Regions from separate parts of the Homo sapiens genome. Here region 1 is linked to region 2. Evidence: chromatin loops called from intact Hi-C (ENCODE). Cell type or tissue: PC-3. All regions are shown on one strand.

The links. Peaks named below come from ENCODE experiments on the same cell type or tissue, not always from the same donor. Only the 100,000 strongest peaks of a DNase experiment are listed, where the experiment ranks them.
Region 1: it touches region 2 in a loop (6-fold over the local background); 16 of 110 quality-filtered maps call a loop at or near these places.

What each region holds. Positions count from the first base shown.
Region 1 is chr2:121,126,023-121,131,022 of GRCh38, forward strand. No RefSeq gene overlaps it. Among named protein-coding and RNA genes, the nearest start is that of TFCP2L1, 160 kb to the right of the region's middle. In PC-3, a CTCF peak has its summit at 2,935; a DNase peak (open chromatin) is centred at 2,929; H3K27me3 peaks cover 403 bases.
Region 2 is chr2:121,354,203-121,359,202 of GRCh38, forward strand. The region is part of intron 38 of CLASP1 (cytoplasmic linker associated protein 1); the gene reads right to left. Among named protein-coding and RNA genes, the nearest start is that of TFCP2L1, 72 kb to the left of the region's middle. In PC-3, CTCF peaks have their summits at 2,051 (motif pointing left) and 2,259; a DNase peak (open chromatin) is centred at 2,049; H3K4me3 peaks cover 368 bases; H3K27ac peaks cover 2,478 bases.

The DNA of each region.
Region 1 (5,000 bases), 230 kb before region 2:
TCCATCTCAAAAAAAAAAAAAAAAAAAAAGGAGATGGGCTTTGTGGCCAACAGAGTTGAGATCAAATTCTGGCTCTACCACTTCGTGGGTTTGTGACATTGCAAATTACTTAGCACCTGTGACGCCCAGTGTCTGCAAAACGGGAATAATGGTCAGACCTGTTGGTGCAGGCTGCCACATCAATGAGTCTCGGGGTGATTACGCCCAGGGAAAGAAGGCAGGCAAAAAAAGAATAACTACAGTATTGATTCTCTACCTGGACCCATTACCAATTAATGCAATGGAAAAAGTCACACACATCTGATTTTGCATCCTGTGTGACTTTGGGCAAGTGTTCCCAAGGGCAGAGCAATCACACTGGGAGAAGGCAGGTCAGCAGTTGTGGAGGATAGGGGTAAGGTGTGAGGATGAATGAAAGGATGACAAAGGGCCACTTGGAAGCTTCTGGAGGTGAGAGACATGTTCATTATCTTAACTGTGATGATGGTTCCATGGGAGTATATGGATGTTAAAAATTAAGTAGTACACTTTAAATCTGTGCAGCTTATTGTATGTCAATTATATTCCAGTAGAGCAGTTTTAAAAGAGAAATCCCCTTAATTCTAAAATGTTTTAAAATTCAGCGCCTTCTTCCTGAGGACTGTGTCACAGGTTGAAGTGACTATGTTGAGCGCCTTGTTGGTGTCTGGATGTAGCACATTTCGTGACGGTTAGATCCTTCCCCATCCTTAGGTGATCAAGTTGATTATTGCCCGATGCATTTGTTGAAAGCACATCTAGTGAGTTCCAACAAGGTGACGGACATGTACTGAGTGCTGGGGCCAGAAGAGCTAAGTCCTGCCCTCCAGGAGCTTCATGCCAAGGGGCCAGGAAAGACCTCCAAGCAGGGACCACATAGCGTGGTTAGGCCTGTCTGGAGAGGAGCCCAGGGCAGCCCCCTGAAGAGGCCAGGGGGCCCAGAACCCCAGCTGGCAATGATCAGTTTCTTCTGTTCAGACTCCTCTGTCAGGACCCACTGCTCACCCAGTCTGGTGGACCTTGTTGGCCACCGGAAGAAGGGCAGGCTTTGGGGCACACTGCCGGCACTTCCTGACTGTTCATATGTACCTGAGTTTGGCGAACCTTGGGCTTTTCAACCTTTAATGCATGTATAAGCAAGTATTGCCTTCAGATTTGGGTTGCTGTTTTTCTGGTTTTCTTTTTAGTTTTGATTCCTTTTTAGCCAATTAGTCCTTTTCTGAGCTATAATAGCAAAAAAATTCAAAACAAAAATGTCCAGCAATATGGATTTTGTTTAATAAATTAGACTGAGCTTCAAAACAGCAGGTAGGATGTTCTGGGGTGGTGTGGTGATGTGTGTGTGCATGCACACTCAGGAGCCATGAGGTGTGAATAATAATTTCTCTTTTGTACTCTTTTGCTAGTTGACATTTTCTATGCTTGGAAATGATCATGTACCACTCTAGTATTAAGAGGAAAATACTGAAATAAATCACACACAGAAAGAAGTCCATGGAACCATATCTGTCCACCCCCAGCTCAGATCACCATCATCTCCTCCATGACCTGCTGCTGCCCTGGCCTCCCAAATGCACCCCCTCCTACCCCCTATCTCTAGGCCTGTTCTGTACCCCGAGAGATCTTCACAAAATGCAAATCTGATCACATCCGTCTTCTGCTTTAACGCTCTCTTCTGGCTCCTCTGGCCGCAGAAGAGTCTCCTCCATTTGTGTGGTAGACCAAGCCCTATGGACCATCCCTTCCCATGTCCAAGCTCAGACCTCACAGCTCCCCTGAAACCAGGCTCTGCCTGGAACATCCCAGCCTCTTTCTGCCATATGTGTTGAGTGCTGAGGACATTTGGGGTTTGCTCTGCTGGAGCTGTTTTCCTGACCTCGCCCTCCCTCTGTTCTCAGCAACCAGTTCCTTGCCCTGCAGCTCTGAGTCGAGGTCACTTTCCTTTGGCGAAGCTGCCCCTTCTGTCCTGGGTGCGCCCATGGCCACCATAGCCCATCCACCTGAGTGTGCGACCTCTACCTGTACTTCCTGCCTCCTTGCCTGGTGCCTCCACTGGCCTGGGAGGGTCTCACTCGTCCTTCCACATGCTGCTGCCTAGGGGATGGGGCTTATTCACTGCTGTCTCCCTGCACCAAGCACAGCTCCTGAACTAGAGAAGGTGGCCAACAAGGTGCTCCTGGGGAATGAATGAATAAGGAACCCCTAAGAATGCATTCGTGTGAATCCTACTCCAATCAAGTCCTCTGCTTTGAAGAGTTGTTTTTGTTTTTTATTCTGTTTAACTCTTTAATCCCCTGGTGATATTGCCCTCTCCTAAACTTCTGTAGGATCTGCTGAGATACTGCTTATTTGACCCTTTCCCTATACAGGTGATTTTAAAAAGCTGTGTGAGCAAGAAAGTAAATGAATGGGGGAGAAGGAGAAATGAAAATTTAAGCTGAAAACAGGGCACAGTCAATACATAAAAACATGCATTATAATGCTAGAAGTGGGCTACTTATGTGATCCTGAGCTTCCTACTGGTCAAAGAGGGAAAATGGCCAGCCTCAGGGTGCTCAGATTCTATAAGATATAAACAAGCCAGTTATTTCAAAACATAGACTTTCCTGAATCTGAAATCTGAAAGTAATTTCTCTTGTGGTTTCAAATAAAGGTGGTCTAATGGGATGAGGGACAATGTCTTGACCACATGGTGAATTTCTGTAGCTCCTTCTTAAATAGCATCTTCAAAGCACTTGGTTGGCATTGTGGCAAAATGTAGCAGCAAACTCACCCATCCAGGCAGGGGTCAGTCTAGGCAATACTGGCTTATCAGAAACAAGGTGTGGTAAAAGCAATGAGCTCACAGACCCATACGGAAGCTCCTTCTCAAAGAAAATCCAGGAAGTTGCTGACAGCAACGATGACAGGCGCCGCTGGAGGCAGTATTGCCCATCTCTAGAGGGGAGATGCCTGGGAGGAAGGGCAGTAGGCATTTGGATGAGAAGGTTCTATTGTGTTTATTTTCTTAAAGGAAGGTCTTAGTTTATGATGCTGTGTCTTGTGTCTGGGCAGGTGCCTGTTCTGCAAGTACAGAATTCCAGCACTGCAACTTTGCGGCTTGGGCAAGCTACATTGCCACTATGAACCTCAGTCTCCTCCTCTGGAATAGAGACTGGTAAAAATTCTCGCTATACAGGTTGGCTGGGAAATGCTAAGTCTTACCCTCATGAAAAGACAAGAAATTGCAACATGAATCTGATGGTGAAACCCTGGCGCATGTCTCTGGCATGGACATGGGATGCTCTCTCTGAACCAGCATCCCAAGCGCAGTCCCCATGATTCTTCAAGCCCTCCTGGGCCCCAGGTAGGAAACCAGACATGCAGGCTTCCCTGAGCAGGTCAGGGGCCTGCCTGCCTTGACTGGCAAGCCTGGAAAGGAATTTTAATCGAAGTTCATTAACATTTTTCTCCTACTTCTTGAGGATTTGCTGTGTGAGTTTAGAGGAATGTTATCTCTGATAAGATGAAGACAGGGCCTGTGGACAACAGCTCCCTTGCTCTCAGGGATCCCCTGTTAGATGCTAAGCATGTACAACCCCCGCCCCTCCGCCGCCACCAGCTAGTCCCTGCACCCACTTTCTGGCCCAAGCTATTGGGGCTGTTAGTTCAGGCCTCCTAAGAGCTGTCCCCTTGGCACTTCTGTGAGCTAGAAGGGTGGGAACCGCAGTGCTGGATCTGTCTGCAGCCGCCTGTGGCTATGGAGCCACATTTGTTCAACTCCTGATCCATCTGCTAGCAGTGAACCTGCTGGACACCACCTGGGCACTTATTCAGGGTCACAGCCCCGTGAGGTCAGCACTGTGCTTTCCTGGATTTTTCAGAGGAGGGAACTGGGGCCTGTCTGTGGCCCAGACCTCAAGCCCAGCAGGTGACTGGAGGCCCCGCTGGCACAGCCACTCATCCTCATGCTGGCAGCCGTGGGGTGGCCTGTGGGGTACACTCACATGGGCACAGATGGGTCACAGCCATCAAGCAGATGAGCTGGCACTCGAGCCCAGAGCTCAGGCCCTGTGCCTCCAGGCTGCTGGGCTGTGTCTAGAGCTGCACCAGCCAGTGTGGCAGCTGCTAGACTACACACTAGCCCTATTCCCAGCCCTCTGTAGCCACATCTGGCTACCATGTCCTACAGTGCAGATGTAGAACATGTATGCCCATGATGGCAGGAAGTTCCAGTGCACAGTGCTGAGTAGAGTGCCTTTCCACTTGTTGGGGGAGGTTGGGGGAGGATAAGGGGCTTGGTGACCAAGGTATCGGGGGTAGGGAGTGGCACACACCTGTGGATGCATCACCAGGTCAAGGCTGCTGGACCCTGGGCCTATCTGGACCTACCCAGCCTGCCTCAGCCTTGCTCCCCTGAGCCAGGATCACCCCCAAAGCCCTGTGCTTGCCCCCTGCCCTCAGGAAGGTTGGGGTTGAGCAACTGCTTCCAGTGATACAAGGTCAGCAGTTTCTAGCCAAGCAGGTCTGGGCTGGCCCTCCTGTTTGCAGAGCTTAGCACCCCTGTGGTCCCATGGCCAGCTGGGCCTTCACCCTCCAGATGCAATCAGGCACCGCGGCCCAGCGCCCTGACTCCATCTGCACATTTGGGACCCTCCTCCCACCTCTCAGCCAGAGACAGGCAGCTGATAATGAGGACAGATCACAGAGAGCCTGGCAGAGCCCCCTGCTTCTGTCAGGGATGGCCCTGGTCATGGCTTTCATCTTCCACAAGCATGTGTGTATGCATGTGTATGTGTGTGTGTGTGTGTGTGTGTGTGTGTCTGTGTATGTCTATGTCTATGTTTGTGTGTGCATGTGTCTGCGTGTATCTCTGTGCATATGCATATGTGTGAGTGTTCCTGTGTGCATGTGTGTGTGTGCATGTGTGTCTCTGTGCCTGTCCTGGGCAGGGTTTGTGGGCTGAGGACACTCTCTCTCATTCCCCTTCAGTATGTGTTACG
Region 2 (5,000 bases):
AAATGATCAACTTGGGCTGTAGAAAAATCTACTGTACCAGGCCCAGAGAGTCCCATTCCAGGTGACACACTGGAAAAGCAACAGACTAGTTCTTTGGAAAAGAGACTTCAGCTCAGGTTTTTCCAGTCACCAATTGTCTGAGGAGGACCGGCATGTTTCTTGGAAGAGCTCTGTCAGGTAATGGGTTACCTCAGACGGGGCGCTTTTCTTCCTCCTCCATTTGTGCAGGTCTCAGAGTCTGTGTGTGTTTGGGAAAGCCAAGCACGTGGCTGTGTACCTATGTGGCTGAGTTACACACAGCTGAGTGGATGGTGAAAAGTGGAAGGAGACAGTCCCTCTCTTATCTAATCTGGCCTAGCAATGAAACCATGCTCAGAAACTGCTGGCTTTCTAGTGCAAGAAATTACTGCCCAAGTATCATAACACACCAGCCTGAAAGCTAAGGAACTTTTAGGCCTCTGTTTTCAAAACCTGGAGAAAGAAACAAAAGGTCAGAAAACACCGGATTCTGTAGCGTATCAAAATTAGAAAGCACTGATGCACAGGAGTCAATATCTGAGGTCCCCTGGGAGGTGGGAAGCAGCTCAGTGGGTGGAAAGAACACGGCTCTGGAGACAGGATTCAAGAGTCAGCAGCATTGCTTTCCAGGCTTGACAGGAGCAAGCTAAGGCCTCCTGGTGCTCTTCGGGGTTGCAACGAGGATTAGTGAGGCCAGGTAACTGATTGCCGGGTTCGTGGTGAGAACTCGTGGTTTTCCTTCTCTCCTCCCCATCTCCTGCACTCTATTGCCCTTCAGGTTAAAGTGAATTATCCTACAGAGAGCTGCTGGGAAAAAAGGCTGTTTCAGATCTGCTGAGCTGAAACCCAAACCCAAGGAGCCCTTCATCTTACAAAAATCCAGGAATTCTGGATGTGGCCTGCATGAAGCATTTGGTGAAATGTATCTATTATTTTATTTTATTTTGAGACAGAGTCTTGCTCTGTTGCCCAGGCTGGAGTGCAGTGGCGCCATCTTGGTGGGTTCAAGCGATTCTCCTGCCTCAGCCTCCGAGTAGCTGGGACTACAGGCGCACACCACCACGCCTAGCTAATTTTTTTGTATTTTTAGTAGAGACAGGGTTTCACCAAGTTGGCCAGGCTGGTCTCAAACTCCTGACCTCAAGTGATCTGCCCACCTCGGCCTCCCAAAGTGTTGGGATTACCGGTGTGAGCCACCACGCCCGGATGATCAAATGTATCTAATGTGGATGAGGGCTTTGGTTCTAAAATGTCTGAAAATAAAATGTCAGAAGCTGCACATTAAGATGGGTAGTTTGAGGCCCTCTTTTTCACTGGGGTTAGAGAAAGTTTCCCAAGACAGACGCTGGTTTTGGCAAGGGAGGTAGGTGTTCTCAACTTCCCTCTATATGCCAAACCCCTGGCTTTGGCAAGCTGCCTGAATCAGGGTGAACTTCAGGTTTTGCCCCTGTGTTCTATGTAACATAAGAAGCAAAGATTATAAATGTAAGCAAACAGAGAGCAAAAGTCAACATGGGCAGCAGAAACAAAGGAAGACAACACCACTTAGTACACAAGGTGGCCAGAAGTGGCAAGGATTTAGAAAGGGGTGAGGGACTATTCAAAGAGGACAGGATCAAAAAGACTTCTGGGTTATAATCTGCCTTGAAGTCATCAAAAACTATTCCAATTCTGCTACAGTCTCATTAGAAACACAGCACTCCTTCACCTTTCAAAGTCAGTGAAGTAATAGTGTCTAGCTAAGAAAAGCGTAATTTTCACATCTAGCTTTTTAAAATTGGATCATTACTCAGAATACTGGTGAATGTTTGCTTAAAGGTTTCTTTTAGCACAAAGTTTTCAAAATTTGGATTGCATGTTTTTTAGGTTCACAAGGTTTGATCTGGCTCTGTCACAGACACACCAGAATAACTGGTTGAGTCAAAAAAAAAAAGCAAAGGTCCAGGAACAACAGTGGCTGGAATCAAAGAACTCTTCATAGCAGCGTCTTGAGCTTAGCTACTCAATCGTGTGGAAGCTAAGGAAGAGTTTAGCGCCACCTTCTGGGAAAGGCCAGAAAGACCTTAAAAAATTGGATTGACCCTGAGTTTAAGTATCCACCAGTAGACTGGGGAAAAACGACCAATGCCCCAGATTGGCACTGACATGGTCCTGGGATTTACAACGGAGTGCCAGCATGGCCCTGAACCTGGGACGAGAGTCCTCACTTAGCTAGGCTCAGTACCAGAGGGAGGGGAGAAGAAAAGTTCCAGGCTATAAGTCTGGAGACCTGAGTTTTGGCTCTGGTTCTGGCATCAACTAGCCAAGCGAGCTTGGGGTAAATTTCTTCACTTTCTATGCCTCGGTTTTCCTCATCAGTAAAACGAAAGGGAGAATCTGAATCAATTATTTTAAAAGTATTTCAGATTATAAAATCTTATCATCCAACTCTACCTGATGAGTCTTTTCCCCTGAAAAATGTGCATGCACAAAATTCCAGGAAGCTTTGAAGATCTTGAGAAGTAGTGTCTGTATGAAATGACCTCTAACAAGACAGTCATCACATCCTTGCCTGGAAAAGGAGATTCAGGGCAACACAATGGATATCTTCAAATGTGGTCAGGTTCTTAGGTGGGAGATTTATTCTGTTCTACTCTAAGGGGTAGAACTAGGGCCAACAGGGACAAATGATGAGAAGGAGTGGAAAGAGGGGCTGGGAGCCCAGGAGGTGGTGTGTCCTGCTGTCCTGGAGATGCTGCAGAGGCTGGGCTGGCCTCTCAGGAGGTGCTCAGCATCAGATGGGAAGCTGGGCAGCACGTTTAAGGCTTCTCTTTGGCATTCTAATTCCGGTATCCATCTCTAAAAACCCATGGCATTTCCTAGCCTAACGCTGACAATGTACCGGCTACCCCAGCACAAATATAGACGGATTCCAAACAAAGCAGTAGTCAAAAAATACAAGTCGTATTTTTGACTGGTGTTTTAGAGTTTACTCAATTGCATTTAATAGCTTCTTCGGTGTATTTAGAGAAATGCAGTTATATCTGCTTTATGTAGAATTTTAAAAACTTGACAACAATTCTATTCAAAATCAGTCTACTTTCTTCAATGGAAGAGTATAAAAAGGATACTATCTTCAATTTTCAACAATGTCAACCACCTTACCTCACTTGACTTTAATGCTAGCCTCTCAGCGCAGGGTATAAAACACCTGCCCCCCACCTCCCACCCAGCATACAAGTGCTTTAGATATCCAGAGTGTCTATGACTTGTCCACAATCACAGCCCCCGAGCTGGCAAAAGCAGCATGTGAACCCAGGCCTTCAAACCCCAAACTCAAAGGTTTTGACATTAAGTTATGGCTCTTTCTGAAGCTACAAGAACTAAAGGGCAGGTGTCACATCTGGCTCCTTGAGAGTCAGTTCATCAGCGAGGCAGAACTACTCCCCTACCTATGAATAACAGCAGGAGCAGCCGCCACCACAGCTGCCACTCAGAAATAGACACTGTGCCTGGCACTTTACAAGCCTGTGAGGTGGGCTATGTTTCTCCACTCGACACAGAGAATATGAGGGCTCACAAAATGGTAAGTCTCCTGCCATCTTGGCTCAGCAGGGTTCAACCCAGGAGTGTCTTCCAAGCCCATGCCCCCTCCCTTGGCCACATGGCCTTGGCTCCTAGCTAAAGTTCTCTCCCTATGTGCTCCTTTTCAGCCCATCTCAGGTTCTAACTCCCTAAGGAACTCTTCCTTGACTATTCTAGCCCACTCCTAAACTCCTGGTGTATTTCACTTTGAACCACACGACTCTGCTTTAACCTCAACTAAACCGTAAGGACCTTGAAGACTACAGTACACCACTACCCATCAATCATCAAACATTTATTGGAGTTTGTGCTGTTAGTATGACTGCTGGCTCAGTAACTTGGAATCTCTCAATGAAGCTAAACAGGTTTTGGGGTTTTGTCTTTTTATTAAAAAGCAAAAACCTACAAAGGAAATGGGGCTTCTGGTCATATCCCAAGGTTGGGCCTAGGGAAAACTGAAAATTTAGAATTTGAGGATTTTGGTTTGCTACTCAACAGCAACCTGTATTATCTTGAGGCTGGATGAAACACAGATAATCACCTAGTCCACTTGATAGGGTAAGAGATAAGGAAAAACCAAAGTACAGAGGGGTAAAGGCATTTCTCCAGAGTTCATGCAGTATATTATTTCCCAGTGCCCATTGATACAAATGACTGCTGCCCTGAGAGGCACCTAAGGGCCATTCCTGAGCGCAGGGGGTCTGGCTGAGATGAGGTCAGCTAGTGATTCTAACTGGTATTTGATCACATATCTTCTCTGGCACACTGGTGCTTCTCTCTGACTATGGCATTTGTCTAAAGGACTGCATGAGATACCATGCTGGCTGGGCGAATCAGAAACCAGACAAGTTCCCAGGAAGTTCTCTTTCTTTTATAAATAACTTTGGTCTGATTTTGCCATTTTAATTCTTTAAAGTCATAAAATAAAAAGTTAACTAGAAATGATTTAAAAATAAAACCCCTGAAGACATACTACTGGTGGTTTTATATTTATCTAAGAATCAAACTTCCCAAAACAAGCCAAACCACTTGAAGCTGGATTCTGGTGCCTTAAACACCACGACCTTTGTGTGTGTAGCAAGAAATGTTTGGTGATCCAGCACAGTGACATGAATGATGCTAATATTTTCCTCTTTTAACAGACAAGTGTAACTGGATATTCACTAATGTGGCAAAGTTCAGAATAAGCTAAGTCTAATGATCAGAAAACCTCAATTACAGAATATCTTCAAAAAACAGTTGGGCTTCTTTCAAGTTTAAATAAAACATTTACTGTGAACTTCAACATTATGGGTACTATATGCACATCACACTGACTGGCAGCAACAAATATTCTTGCATTAAGTGTGCATACAATGATTTATAATTAGTATATCAACTATTTCCTGAGAAATGGGCACTTTTGAAATGAATAAGGA